Regions from separate parts of the Homo sapiens genome. Here region 1 is linked to region 2. A link is a loop called in an ENCODE intact Hi-C map of the cell type or tissue named here. Cell type or tissue: Calu3. All regions are shown on one strand.

Region 1 (8,000 bases), 1.0 Mb before region 2:
AAATTCACCTATAACCTGGAAGCCACCTCCCCCACCACCCATCCCCCTCCTGTCCCCTGCCCCGCTTCAAGTTGTTCCACCTTTCTGAACAGAACCAACATATTTCTTAAATGTATGTGATTGAAGTCACATGCCTCCCTAAAATGTATTAAACCAAGCTGCACCCTGACCACCTTGGGCACATGTTCTTAGGACCTCCTGAGGGCTGTGTCACAGGCCATGGTCACTCATATTTGGCTCAGAATAAATCTCTCCAAATATTAAAAAAAGAAAAAAAGACTGTGTTAAATCTATTGACGAAAGCCTCTTTCCAGTGTTTCTAAAGGAGGAGTAAGCTGTTGATCCACTGGCCGGTAGAGAGCATTCAGAGATGAGGCTGTTCTACCAGGGCCAAGCTTGGTGTTGTCTGCCTAGTGAGCATGAACAGGATAGGGCAACAGCCAGAGAATTAACCAATCTCATCTTCACCAAAATGGCTGGGTTTTTCTATGTGCATGTTCAAGTGTAGAGAATTGCTTTTCTATTTTCCATGCAGTTTGGAATGTATGACGTGTGTTTGTAACAAGGAAGCCAGATACAAGGTTAGATCATGAAAAGACAGTGAGGTGGAATCCAAGAAGGCTCCTCTTGATCTGCAGCGAAGAGTGACATGTTGTGATACTCTTCATAGCACAGGAAAAACATCACAGCAACATTTCTGAGTGAATGGGGTCTATGAAGAACAATTTCAGGCACTAGATATCATTTCTGATTTTGAGGCTCGTACAGTCCTATTCTTTGCAGGTAAGTGCAGTGGAATGATTTAATCTTATCCCTGACATGTACTAACTCTGGGACTCTGGGCAAGTTCACATAGCTCACTCTCAGTTTCTTTTTCTCACTTCAGATAATGGGGATAAAAATGCCCATCTTAAACTGCCATTATGAGGATTAAATGCATATTTTCCCTCCCTCTTGCTTCCTGGAATTCCTGTCTTTTTACCTCTGCCCCTAATGATGAACAGTCTGCCGGTGCTGAAGGATGTCACTTCCTCCTGGAAACCATATGACATGCCATCAAAGACTGGGTCAACTCTCTCTCCTATGTACTTCCAAATAGAGCTCTGTGCTTACCCCTGTCATAACTCTTAACATCCAGCAATTCATTTCATGAATTCTAGTAGAAAAATGAGTGTGTTCCAGGCACTGTCCTAGGGTCTGGAAACAAAGCAACGAATAAAATTGGAGAGGTCTCCACCCTTGTGTTTTGAACTCTCTAGTAGGCAAAAGAGACAATTAATAAGCAAGCAAATAAGATGAATGTAATTCCACAGAGTGATAGGCCCATAAGGAATTAAAGAACGTGGTAGGAATGAGAGTGACTCTTGAGGAGAGCCTGGTTTTAAAAGGTCGATGAGTCTCAAAATAAATATATTAAAAAGGCCGATGGGAAAATTCCAGTCAAGGACATGACATTTGAGCTGAAATCTGGATATTGAGAAGTAGCTACGTATATAATCTAAATACCAGGCACCTTTATAAGCACTCCCAGTGTATTAATTCATTTTATCTGCACAACAACATATTGAAGTAAATGCTCTTCTTATTCCTAATTCACAGATGAGACAACAAAGGTCCAAGGGTGAAGTAACTTGCACAAGATTACAGGGCTAGCAAGTAGCAGAATTTGTATTCAACCCAAATAGGCTGTCTTCAAAGTCCATATTTCCAAGCACTGTGTTGTAACTGCCTCTCAAAAGCATTTGATATTGCATCAACCTTGACTTTTTACTTGTATGTTTCTCCTACTGGACAGTAAATTAGTTTATGGTTAGTACTCAGTCCCAAGAATGCCCAGCTCTTAGTGTGTGTGTGTGTGCGTGTGTGTATATATATATATATTTATTTATTTTTTCCTTTTGGTCTGAGAAAGGGTCTTGCTCTGTTGCCCAGGCTGGAATACAATGGCGCAACCATAGCTCACTGCAGCCTCAACCTCCCAGGCTCAAACAATCCTCTCACCTCAGCCTCTCTAGTAGCTGGGACCAAAAGCAAACAACATCACACCTCGCTAATTTTTAAGTTTTTTGTAAACATAAGATCTCCCTGTGTTGCCCAAGCTGGTCTCAAACTCCTGGGCTCAAGCGATTGCTCCTGCCTCAGCCTCCCAAAGTGCTGGGTTTACAGTTTTGAGCCACCTTAGTACAATCTTAATAAGTATTTATCAAATTAATTCATGATTTTAATGAGCAAATATATATGACATGAAGGATCTCACTTAGTGCTTAGCATCAGATAAGTGATTAACATGTTAATTCTTCCTCCCTCCCTCCCTTCCTAATTCCCTGAGTTAGATTCATATATCCTGCTGCTGCACTAAAAGTACCTGGAAGATTTATAGAGGAAGGGTGGGGGGCTGTCTTCATAACATATCAAAGAAGAAATTAGAAGAAGTTTTTCAGTTTGTTAGCAAAAGATGGAAAAGTAACTTCAGTGAGCTCTGAAGAAAAACATGTGCAAGCAAGGAGCTTGTAAAGTAATAAATTTCTGCCCTCCAGCACTAAAATGATGTCCTCTGTGCTTTAAGGAAAAGCAATTTGGAAAATTTCCACACATACACGTTTTGGGGAAAATGTAGGGAGAAATATAAAGTTAGTTAAATGTCTTTCATAGGCACTTCAAAGCCATGAACCATTAAATCATTTCCACAGCTTTTTGACTGTTATCAACCCCACCCCCAGAACATTGCCAAAATCACCCCTTTAAAGGTTGCAATAAATTTGAAAGCCAAATCAGATTTGGGAATGTTGCACAAAAGAGAACTATATCTTGTACTTTAGATACATTTTTTTTTTTAATATCAGCACAGAGCTACATCCTGCCAAAGATGAACTTGGAAGCAGTGACCTTTGCGGATGACTTCTCTTTGTTAGATTTTTGCCCTACAGGATTTTAGAAGCCTGGTCACAAGAACATTTGAGGATACCAGGTGGTTTTGAAATGCATGGTTGAGCTGGATGACTTATCTTGGCCTGAATGTAAATTTGGAAAAGGAGTTCTGTCATGAAGAAAGCGAATATTTGTACAAGAAGCATCAGCCGCAGTGTTCTCAAAAGTAACTGTAACCTTCCCGCTGCTGCTGCTGAGTTTGATGGAGAAAGATGGTGAGCTTAAGAAGAAAGCAAGAGATCATTCTCTGCATTTTTTTTACCCAGTGCTGTGTTGAATTTCTTTCTAGTTACAATTGTAAAGTGTCACAAACAAAAGTCATTTAGCCTATGCAACTTCTGCCATTAAGGTGTTGTCTCTAGAAAATGAACTACAATGTTAGCAGATGCTCCAGCAATGTTAGGGAGAGACCTCCCTGCTAAATGAATTACTGAGATGGGCACACTTATAAGAAAAAGGTAACATTTTATGCACTTAAACACCTAGCATTCACATAAAGGATTGAGGAACAGCATGTATTTAGTCTGTATTGTGAACCCAGTTTATAACTCCAAAGCTAGAGAACTGAGCCTGCTCAGTAATAAAGGAGCACAAAGGGAGTAAAGAAACAGCAAGGAAGCAACATTTACTGCAGCCCAACTCTCCTGACAGTGAGTGTGGCAGAAAGATGAGAGCAACCAAGCAACCAAGATACAAGCAACCAAGATACAAGCAACCAAGATAGCAAAGCGGAGGTTGGGCAGCTGGAAGCATGGAGTACAAATAAATGCTATTAATTCATTAGTGGACTGCAGTTACACATGGTGGCTCCAGCTTACAATTCTGGCCTCAACAACTTAAAGACTGATTTCCTCAACGACCAGCCTGCTGTTCTTGAAAGGAGAAAGAAATAGGATTTCTTAGGTTATTATGCTACTATGTCACACTAAGAGTGTGACAAAGGAAGTAAATTTCTACAAACATTAAATGCAGCTACTGGTTCGAAGGTCATGTTTAAGTGTGATCACTTGACAGGATCTGGCAATGCATCAGTTTTGTTATCTTTACCCACCCCTTACGTTAGAAAATACACCATCAACAATGGATAGCATTGACAGCTTTCATAAATGTAGGCTGAACAGCAGGTGGCAGCAAAGGATACTATAAGAAACACTTCCACTGGAATATCTGAGAAAATTCTAGAAAACTCATTTTCGTAGGATGCAGGTAGAGAAGGCCCTCAAAGATGATTGCTCTCTTACCTCTGGCTAAAGCACGTGATAGAAAAAGAAAGCTATTGGGAAGGTTGATCATGATAACTAAGTTTAAATGCTTTTCTGTCATTTTAATCACCTTTCCACTAAATGAAAGGATTGAAAAAGCTTACCAAAAGTTCAAGTATCCCACAGCAAAGCCCAGCTAATCCTCTTACAAAATGGACATGCATGCTGAAAAGAGATTTTTATAATAAGAAATGACATGCAATATTTATTATAAAATTATCATTCAGTCCAGTATGGAAATATGCCAGTTGGACGTTATCTGTCTCTTGGCTCAGAAGAAATATTAATGGAAGAATATTAACATCCTTCAAAGAAAGAAGGATATATGTAAAGAAAACATTAAAGGCTCATTCATCATGAATGGCTCTTTGAGAATGAGACAATAGCATGGGACAAATGAGACAGGACAGAGCATCTGGATCTTTTGATAAAAAATACCCAAAATAAGAAGGATGAAAATACTATAAGGAAAAGGATGTGTCTTAATTTGTTGGAGGGGTAAGTTTCTTGGAAAAGGGGAAATGTGACTACCTGTGAGTAATTATAATCCAGGGGAATCTACCTATATGCAGATAACAGAGATAATTCAACATTAAGACCAGCTTCTAGGTTTCTGAGAAAACCAAAGCAATGATCTTAGTAAATCAGGTTTTGAAAAAGACTGCAACTTACTTCTGTACATCTTGGCTGTGATATTATCTGTTTTACTTGATGCCCACCTAGATCAGTGAGTAATTAGATGGAGTTGAATATTCCTCCAACGTAGTCAAAATAACTAACTGATAGAAAGAAACACACATGGCAGAATAACTTTAGATTCTGGAATTATAACCACTGGTCTCCAAATGCCATTTCAGCCCTAGGATAACAATCTTTGCTGTGGTTTAAGTTATGAAATTCCTGACTCCCAGTTTCCTGACTGCAAAGTGGGCGTGGATGACTACTCCTAGCACCAAGCCATGTGAGGATTAAGTAGGACACTGTATCGAAATGCTTGCCCCATATAAATTGCTTCTTAATACATTTTATTTTCTTTCTCTCTTCAAGAACATTCCCAAAGGCATTGACACATTTTGAGAAATGTCTCCAAAACATCCTCACTAACATCTGCAAGTGTCAGAAATTCCTAATCGTAAAGTTCTATCTTTAGATGGAGACAAAATGCCTAGGAAGATTAGCTCAGTCTGACCAAGGACCGATGCTAAACAATAGCACATAGCAGATGATGTAAACATGGCGATGGGCACAGTTCTCCATTCTAATCACAAATAAGGTCTAACCTTATTTGAATTCCAATTTCATATTTCCTTCCTTCCTTCCTCTTTCTTTCTTTCATTCTTTCTTTCTTTCTTTCTCTTTTTTTTTTTTGGTGGAGTTCAGCTTTTTTGCCCAGGCTGGAGCACAGTGGCGGGAATCTCGGCTCACTGCAACCTCCACCTCCCAGGTTCAAGTGATTCTCCTGCCTCAGCCTCCCAAGTAGCTGGGACTGCAGGCACCTGCCACCACGCCCAGCTAATTTTCGTATTCTTAGTAGAGACAGGGTTTCACTATGTTGGCCAAGCTGGTCTCGAACTTCTGACCTCAGGTGATCCGCCCACCTCAGCCTCCCAAAGTGCTGGGAGAGAGACTTTGATTTCTCCGAATCCTTGTAAAAGAGATTCATCCCTTTCCAGTCAGTTGTGGGCAGGGAGAAGGCAGAGGTAATGGTGGTTAGATTGGTTGCATAGTGAAAATCTGGCTGCCCAGGTTCAGGTCTGTGGCAGGAGGTGGAGTTCTCATAGCAGGTGTCATGAAGTGGTCAGTTACCCCAACCTGTGTGTGCTACCACCACTACTATTGCTGTACACATGCCTGTACACACTCAAGCACATTCTCTTCTTTATGTCACATTATCATGTAAACTACCATAAAATGAAAGCAAATTATTTATGAACTCTTATTGTTTTGCTTAAACATCACAGATACATTTTTTTTAAGTAATCATAAAACAACATTTTTGGAACCAAGTTGCCAAGAATACTGTGAAAATCTCAAATACCAGCAAGACTTCAAAGCAAGTCCCTTAATCAAACTAGTGCTTATTTACTAGGAAAAAATGCAAAAGGCTGGGACGCATAGCCCAGATAAGCCAGTTCTGAAGTTGCTGTCATAAATGAGGTATGGGATGTGAACAGCTTCAGTGCTTGTGTCTTTGAAATGTTCATTCTCTCTGTAACCTTAAAAATAATTACCGCTTATGATTAAAAACTGTATTTTTCATATGATTGATACTTTATTTTACTAAAAGATATTAATATGAGTGTTGATGTAACCATCGAGCATCTAAGTGCTATATTGTGTTGTGATTCTTGATGAGAATTAACAAAGTGAAAACATCATGTTCTGTTGCTGTTTACAATTTTTTTCTGTTTCCTTTGAGATACTTCACCTTTAATTGGTGCCTTCCCAAAACACATTTTTCTGCTGATACCAATAATCACAGCCTCCTCTGCTAAAGTGTCTCGGTGATGCACATCTGGTTCTTGAGAACTGAAACCCAGAAAGGGTCTCAAATATTTCATGCTGAAGCCCCTCAAAGGGCAGTTAATCACAAGTATCTGCTCACCACTTAGCTGGAGTGGTAAAGCAGATGATGTAAAGATGGTGATGGGCACAGTTCTCCATTCTAACCACAAATAAGGCCTACCTTTATTTGAATTCCAATTTCATATTCCTTTTTTTTTTTTTTTTGAGATGGAATTCAGCTCTTTTGCCCAGGCTGGAGTGCAGTGGAAGAAAAATTCAGCGTTTTCTTCCCTTTTAAATATCAATTCATTTGCGGAGACAGTAGCAAAACTATCAAAAATACTATGCCTGAATTGCAGGACTGGTTGGATGAATGGAGCAGTAATGATAGGTTGCTTAATTTTATTTTAGTGTAAGTTTGTGCTATATTTCTCTAATGTTTATATGATTTTTTTTGGTACCAGACAAAAAATTCTGGATATGCCTTGACTATAGAAAAGGCCACATTTCAAAAATCTGGATTTATAATAATAATTCCTCTTTGAAAGGATGAATATAACATATAAAGCCTATATCTGCAAACTTTTTAGTAACATGTGTTTTCTCTAGTGCTTTAGGTTTACACATTCACTAAATCTAGAAGGTAACTTAAAATTATCCAATGGGTTCACTTCATTTGTGGAAGAGGAAATTGAGGCACAGCTTGATTAAAAGAATTGTCCAAAGTGAGTCAACCAACAACTTACTGCAATAAGAATCTGGTGTCCACCTTAGAGTGGTGGACTGCTATTACTTGCCCTCCTCACAATTATAATTTTATATTAATTCTATTTTTATCATTATTGATAACACTACATATATTTTACCCCAAGGAAAGAAGGAAGGAAACAAGAACCTAGTCTTAAAAATCTTAAAATTTCAAATACTGAAACTCAAATCACTTTTCCAATAACCTGAAAAAAAATATCTTTCAAATAATATCTCCCAAGTAGCCCAGGAAATAATGGTGGGCCTGTGGTTTTCTAGGTAAAATAAGTAAATATCAAATGATATATAAAAGTTAAATATTAAGCCAGTTAACTTTTTCACTTGCACTCTAACCAGGAAATTCTCAAATATTGGTTCTCTACAGTGATAGCATATTATATTATCTGGGAAAAGAAAAAATTGCCTAAGAATATCAGAATCCCTGAAGGTGGTCGTGTGTGTGTGTGTGTGTGTGTGTGTGTGTGTGTGTGTGTGTGTGTGTGTTTACTATTTCGGTTAGAATACTAGTGTGAACCGCGGTTGAGAACCGCTTTCCCA
Region 2 (8,000 bases):
ACAAGGATTGATACCCATGGCCAAAGTTTGTGTGACTATGGGGAATGTGTTGCCTACAGGAGGTTTTCGTGCTTCAGGTTGGAATTGGAGTCAGTGAATGAGAGTAGAAGAAAATGAGAATAAGACATGGAGGATAAGTTATCAATCTACCAATGTTAAAGTCTAAAAGCCTGATAACTTAAAAGTCTTAGTCTGATATCAGAAAGGTTTATATCTATGTGTTTCTGTAAAACTTGAACAGAAGTTTGGGGGTAGATATTTATTAGGGAACGATTTTTACATTGGATCAAAACATGTAAGATAGGTAACAGTAATTTCTTCTGCTTCAATGACTGTAATAACAAGACATATTAGCCAGAAAAAAAATAGAATGTATTAAAAAAATAGAGTTGAGTGATATTTATGAAAAAATGTATCTTGGATTAAGGAGTATGTCTATGAAGGTGGTGGGGCTCAGAACATGATACCCCAAAGTACGTTGTCTTGGCATGCTGAGTACTTTGAACTAAAGGAGATTAGAAGGCCTCAGAAGCAAGTTCTCTTGGCCTTCTCCTGCCTTCTTGTCTCCTGTCTCTCTTTTCCATCAGAAGAGAGTCATGGAAACCAGAATTCCTCTTCCCCTAGGGGGATCATAGAAATTAGAAGTCTTTTTCCCCAAAGCAATCCATAAAACCTAGAAAGGTCACTTCCTCCCTTCTTTCTTCTCCCTTGAAGATCCTTGTTCCAGAGGGACCCTGCTCCATACCATATGTGGGGGGAAGGAATGCTACACAGAGAGGCCAAGAAGAACATGAATAGCCAGGCTTTGCCTGGTTCCCCCCTCAGTCTATTACCATTCGATTATTTCCTTTTGTCTAATCACATTTCTACATGACTATCCATTTGTCATTGAACCTAAGCATAACAAAGGGCAGTTTTTCTTTGGGTCTTTGGGTCTTTCCTTTCTGAAGGCTCCCATGTCATGTAAAACTTTGAATAAATACATTTGTTACAGTCTTCTCTTATTAATCTTTTGTCATAGGAGTATCAGTTGTGACCCTTATGATGGGTGATGAAAGGTATCACACCTTTCCACTTCTAAAAAGGTAACTGCTATTTCTGCCCATAAGAGTTTGTTTAGGCTAACTTAAGGCCAGAAGAATTTCTGAGATATGGTTAACTAAATGAAACATAAATATGATACATATATTTTCATCATTTCTATGAAAATATATAGTGCTAACTTTTTTCATTGAAATTGTTCAATACCCTAGTTACATTTACTTATGATTATCATTGTGTAAGAATCATAAGTAAAAAAGGAGATTACTTAACTAATATAAAATTTATGAAAAAGGACTTTATTCCTAGTTTAAGGAAAATAATTTTTTTTTTCATTTTTGTGTCCAAGAGCTTTTAAGAGTGTTCATGAAGTAGGAATTGTAATGCCTACTTGACTGGCTGGCTGTGAATAAGATATGTGATGATATGTGAAAACTACCACCAATATGCCTAGAAAATTTAGGTGATCAATAAATACTTATTTCTCCACCTCATCTCCACTATGTCCCCTTCCTTCCACCTTACTTTTCTAATCTGCCTCTTATTTGGACCATTTGAGGTTAGTATTTTACAAGACATATTACTTGGTGATTTTCAAATATCCTTATTGTCTACCTTTAATTGCTTAAAGTGTTTCATCTTAAGCAAGCTATACATTTGACTATTTTACATAAATAAATATTGTTTTTTAAGTCCTGTATTCCAAATGCCCCTGGGTCATTTGAACTATACCAGATCACACATAGTTCTCCAAATACGACATAAACTTTGACGATGTGCTTCTGATCATTCTGCTTATATTTCCTGGTATGTCATTAATTGCTCTATTGCTTTGGTATTCAAAGTATTTGAAAATATCTTATTTTTGACATTTATAGTACATTCAAATAACTTTTACTCTCTGATAAATAATGACCTTTTTCAGAACAGGGATCATGTTACTTTCAACTTTGTATCTTGGGTGCATAACACAGAACCTGGTCTTTATTAGGAATGCAATAATGGATTGTTGAGTAAATGAGTAAATTAGACCACCAACTATTAACCAAATATAGAAATCAATGAGAGCTGTGAAGCCATGCACCAACAAAGTAGGTTTAAACCTTTGATTAATGTCCTGATGTATGAAGGATGGGATTTAGATACTCAACATACAGCAAAAGTGTACCCAAGATGGTGTGGTACTATCCCCAACTCCTCTCTTTTACCCCTTCTAATCAGGAATCATACCACAATGCAGGTGAGTAAGAGTTATGATCTTTAGAAATAAACCATGAATATGTATTTTAAAAAATAAGAAAATCATTTCTAAATTTTTTGTAATTCCTTCAGAGGTATGCTTCTAAAAGGAAATGATTATGAAGGAAATTGTCTCTATAATGGTTAAATGCACTACTGTTTTTTACATGAGGAAATATTTTTGTTTAAGCACAAGACAGAGTGGCATTACATTTCCTGGAATTTATTATTAGTCAATAATAAACTGACTTTGCCAGTAATGTTATCTTTCATTCTTGGAAATTCACAATGAATGTTGAATGTTGAAGTATCTGAAAAGTCTTGCAGTTGAGATACAGCTTGGTAGGGATCTGAAAAGCATATGTATTAGCTACATACCAATTATAATCATTTTTTACCTAAGAAAGTCCTGAAGTTTAACTTGTCTACACTTTCAGTTAAACCTTTGATTTTCTAATATTGATCTAGAAAATGATTTACTAGAAGATTCTCAATTATAGAGGAGTCCAGCTTTCACCCAGAGGAGGAGAATGTAGAAGCTGGCTCCATATTAGGAAAGCATTTTATTAGTTTGAGATAATTTTAGTGCCCAGGTATATACTTCCATAGTATATTTTGTCTATACATGCATTACATTTATTTACTGTCCTAACAGAGGAGAGTTGAGCAGAATATATGACTTAATAGTACTTATCATCTATCTTATAGTACTAAGTTTAATTCCTTTTTATAGTGTTAGGATTGATTAAGTTACATTAAGCTATCAAACAAGTCCAAAATCTCAGTGGCCTAAAACAATAAAGATCTATTTTTGGACCATGCTACATATCTGTTCTGGTAAACTAGGGATTTTCTTCCACTTTGACTTCACCAAATGATTGAGGCTGATGAAGAAGCCACAGTTTGGAAACTATCATTTTGACAATTCCATGTTTCTGCTTGGAAGTGACATAGATCACTCTCACACTTGTTTCTTTGCTAAAGTAAGTCACACACACATATGACATCAAGGGAACAGGGAAACACACATTTCTCTTTTACTCAGAAGTTAAGAAGAACCTAATATTACCTAACAGTAGTAATGCTACCATATTAGTCCATATTTATGAGACTATATGCCAAATTAGAAAATAATTACTTAAAATAAAATAATAGATTTATTTAAAAACAAAACAAACAAAAAAACATGAGAAGACCAAAGACTGCACCTAGCCTATGCTGTGGTTGTTTGGAAGAATGACATTAAAATCCCAGAATGACAGCAGTAACCATTATATTACACATCACTTAGAAGATTTTACAACAAAAATCTAGTATCACAGCATAGCAAATATTCCTATAAACTTTCTCTCCACAGATAAGGCATTCTGATTGCTTTGCATTTCCCCATAAAATCTATTTTTCAAACTTTGCACTGAGAAACACTTGTTATTTTGCAAAAGCCTTTACAAAACCTTCAACTTACAATTCCTTAATTGATGGGATAGATATAGCGGAGAGTCACATGTAGTCCACAGAATCATTTAAATTTTCTGCCTTAAACATATTGCAAGGGTGATAACATTTTACAGGTTCTCATTAACTGTCTTGATAGTGTTATAAATTGATGTTTGGCAAAGAGCAGTTTCTAATATACACGAATAATTTGAGAAGGATAGTGGAGATGGTATACTTATATCGCTGTACATATATAACTCATGAAAAGGAAAGATAAGGCCCAAAGAATGCCTGATTTAGTTTGGTGATGCAAGGTAAATCCACTAAGATTTGGTTTACTAAGAGCATGGAAAGTATTCTAATATACAAAGAGGTTTGTTCTTTTGTTGAAGTTTTGAACTTTTAGAGACAGAATCCTTGGTGTTAATTTAGACAAGCTGCACATCCCAAACCTGCACTAGGACCTTGGTTAGCTGCATATTCTGGGGGAAGATTGCCACCTACTGGAATACCAGCAGCATTCCCTCAGGTTTTATGGTCGATGTAAATATGGCTCCTTTAAAATAACATACCTTCCCACATTTATTTCAACGCAAACTCCTAGATATGAAATTAGTGTATTCTTCCTCTGAAGTAAGCTCAATATGACCTGCTCCAACCGTCAGCTGCTAATCCTCCCTGTTCCAGGTATCAATCCTACAGTTCTTTGGGGGTATGATAGACGAAGTTCTGGTTTTCTTAATTGCCAGGTAGGCATCAGTTGATATCCTGCCGCAATCAAACCCAGCTATTACCTAATAGATAACCACTCTAAAAGAAAAAAAAGTAGCATGATATTTAAAAAATTTGAATGCTTGGAGCAGTTTTACTGTCTAAAAAGTGTTCACCTTTGAAATATGTTTTTGACCACATATTACAAGTTTGTGAACAAGAAAAATAATACTACAATTTAAAATGTATTCATATAAGCAGCAAAACTGTTGGTGATTCGTCTAGGCAAATGGCATACAGCCAAAATTATACTTTTCCATTCTGTTGTCACAGTGTGGACTTTTGTAACATAGCAAGGGATTTCAATGCCATCTTTTGAGTATTGAATGAAGGGTGAATTTGAGACCACTTACAACTCCATCATCAATTTTAAAGGTAAAGTTGTTATAAATGTTATTGGGTTGATAAAACTTAATGGTTTGAGCAGATGAGCATACGGAAAGGTGAGAAGAGGATTTAAAGACACAGAACAGCAGCATGAGGAAGAGTGCCAACTGGAGGAGTAGATCCATAATAAGAGAGGTGACTGATAAGAGAAAATGGGATAGGAGTAAGGGATTAAGGATAGCTATTGGAAATGAAGGTAAAAAGCTGAGATAGTGTCTATGGAGGAGGCAATGTGATATAGAAAGAACAAAAAAGCCAAATCAAAACTTTGGAATTGCATAGACCTGGGTCATCAGCAGGTCTGCTTCAACTGCTACAAGCTGAGAATAACAATTTCCCCATACTTTTTACTTCTATTAAGTTAGAGAGTATCTATGAAACACTGAAGCTCTTGAAATATAGAGTAAACATTTTTCATTTCAGTAAAGAGTTTAAAAGAAAAATACAAAATTAATAAAGATGAAAAGGAAGGTCAATACAAAAGAACTTCAGAAAGAAGAGCTGAGATGAAAAGAATTAAAATAGCAATAGCGATAAGAAAAATCAGATCTTGATGAGAAAATTGATGGGGTAATAAAAACAGTAATTGTTCAACACGATGCCCATATTATCAAAAGAAAGTAAAATATGCAGGCAGACAACATTTGCATTGGCCAAACCACACCAAATAAACAATTTAGCTATTCGCATGACTTTCTATCCACGTGAAAGAAATTTCCATTTATCAGCTGTAAATTTTTAACTCACTTCTCTTTGAGCTACACTTTCACTTTTCAACAACTTTCTGGACGTTTTGGTTTAAATGCCTCACCAAAATCTTCAACTCCAAATGTCAATAATGAAATTTTGTTGTCTTCATTATTAAATTTGACCCTCTCTCCCTGATTCTTTTACTTGATAATTAGCATCACAATTCTCCCAGGACAGTGGCCACTTAATTTAGTACTTCTACTTTTCCTCTTTCTCTCTCTTCACCTTTCCCATGTGGAAAACCACATACCATATTTATGGTAGTGATAATGATGAAAACTAGAATATATATATTATTTTAGAATTTATCCAACATTATTTAAACTTTTTCTAAAGATTCTTCTGCTGAATCTATCTCTCTATATCTGTTTGAATTTTTTCCCTTAAATTATATGCTTCTTAACATGTCAAGACCTTCCATGATCTTATACAACTTGGTTTTTAGATTAATTTTCTTTATATCTTCCCAATATCCTGTTCCAACCTGTTTTTTCTCCAAGATAACTGGTTTTGTCTTTCTCCCTGGGTATTGAAAGCCCATTCATATTTCAAGACCCTGATTTGATGCTATTTTCTCTATGATCATTTCCCAGTAGCAGGCCAGCCACCCAGAAGTTGCCAGATGCCAGTTTCTTCTACCACTCAGAACATTACTAGAATTAACTGGAGTTGTTTCTGACCAAATGGATACATATACACACACATATATGTTCTCAATTACTCATAGTGATTTAAATTTAATGTTATTAAGAAATTCATTACATTGCTACTTTGAGGCCAAATAATACATAGTGTAACCCTGCTTATTTGAAATTAGTGATCTATTTTATAATCAAAATGTTAAGTCTTCCCAAGTTAGTTATCTGTTTAGAGCAGGAATTTAAAAAAAAAGAAAAAAGAAAAGAAATAAAGAGGTAATAGGGACCACATAGAATTGGTTAATTGTTTTTTTTTTTTTTTTTAATTTCTTTCAGAACAGTGACTCTTCATTGGCCAGTGGAAGAAATTAGTAAGTGAATTTATTTCTGTACATAATATGTATGAATAGAAAAAACACTTTCTGTCGGTATCCACTAAGTAAATACTGAACAAATAATTAATATGTTTTGAAAGACCTTGACTGTATTAGGCTTTGTAATGTTTAGAGTCCTCTTAGTTTATGTTTCTTATATTTACTGTTTTTTTTTTTTTAAGAGTTTAGCATAGGTTTGCCTTTTCCCCTAAGTCTTAGGAAGGCAGATTTTCTGTCTTAGACAACACTGTGGTAGAACAAAAATATGAACAATTGAGACATGGAAGTCAAGAACAATACTCTCCATGTTAGTTTCTGGGCGCACAGCCTAGTAAAAATTGGCATTTTGTCTTATGGTTATCATTGGTGATATAGATGAAATGAGTTATGAAGACTTAACAATTAACCTGAATTTTAGGTTATTACACTATCACTAATGACATAAAATACTCAGGACTTCATACACACACACAAACACACAACAAATCAGACTTAAAGGTAGAAACAAACTCAGTCTATTTACTCAGTAAAGACTATTGTGTTCATAAATGCAAGTGTTAAAAAACGAATATACCCTCAAAGCAGCTGTATGAGTTTTTTAGTATTTTTTTCTGAATTTTAGATTTATAAAAACCATGTCTCAGCTGCTACCTTTCAACAATTTTACTCTGAGGCAATAAATAATTCAATGTGCTAATTTGACAGATGACTCTCCAGGAGCCTCCTACCATTACTAGCATCATTAGGCCATAATATGCATGACGAGGATGGGCCATTCAGCAAATGTCCTTCACTTGTTTACCCCTAAAGAGCTGTGCTCTGCACAATTAACTAATGAAGCATTATGGGCCTTTTTTTTTCTTCCCTGCTATTTCAATATATCAGTGCAAAGAGTCGAGGGAAAATACAGTCTGTTTCCTTTGGCTAGATCAGTATTTATGGGATGGTTAAGACTGCACTGTAGCTCCCAGATGAATAAGGTGAAAATAATAAGATGGTCAAAATAGATCATTGCCATCATTATTATTATTTCCTTTTCCTTCCATGATTTGTGAAAAAAATGTTAAAGGAATTTGGTGTTGAAATGCAAGAACGAGATAAAAAATACCCAAAACAGTGCTCAAATTTTCTGCTTAACATTTGCTGATTATCAAGAATTTGTACACTGTCCTCATCAAGTTAGGTAATTTTATGTTCACCTAAAACCTTGACCACATGTTAATTTTCTCAGATTTCTATTCAAGTTTAAAATTAAATTCCAGTTAAAAAATATTGAAATAAGAGTGTGAATATGGGCTTTGGTGCATATGAATCTCCTCTTACCATCCAATTCAACAAGGCATGTGCCTACAAAGGTTCAAAT

The links. A loop is a pair of places that touch in the nucleus more often than their neighbours do. Peaks named below come from ENCODE experiments on the same cell type or tissue, not always from the same donor. Only the 100,000 strongest peaks of a DNase experiment are listed, where the experiment ranks them.
Region 1: a loop joins it to region 2, with 8 times the contacts of the local background. A loop is called at or near these places in 62 of 110 quality-filtered maps.

The regions. Positions count from the first base shown.
Region 1 is chr5:50,955,006-50,963,005 of GRCh38, forward strand. No RefSeq gene overlaps it. Among named protein-coding and RNA genes, the nearest start is that of LINC02106, 11 kb to the right of the region's middle. In Calu3, a CTCF peak has its summit at 3,999; a DNase peak (open chromatin) is centred at 4,046.
Region 2 is chr5:52,003,216-52,011,215 of GRCh38, forward strand. LINC02118 (long intergenic non-protein coding RNA 2118) reads left to right here and starts at 4,816. Exons shown (of 4, transcript NR_147166.1): 1 at 4,816-4,863; 2 at 6,600-6,634. In Calu3, a CTCF peak has its summit at 4,202 (motif pointing left); a DNase peak (open chromatin) is centred at 4,216.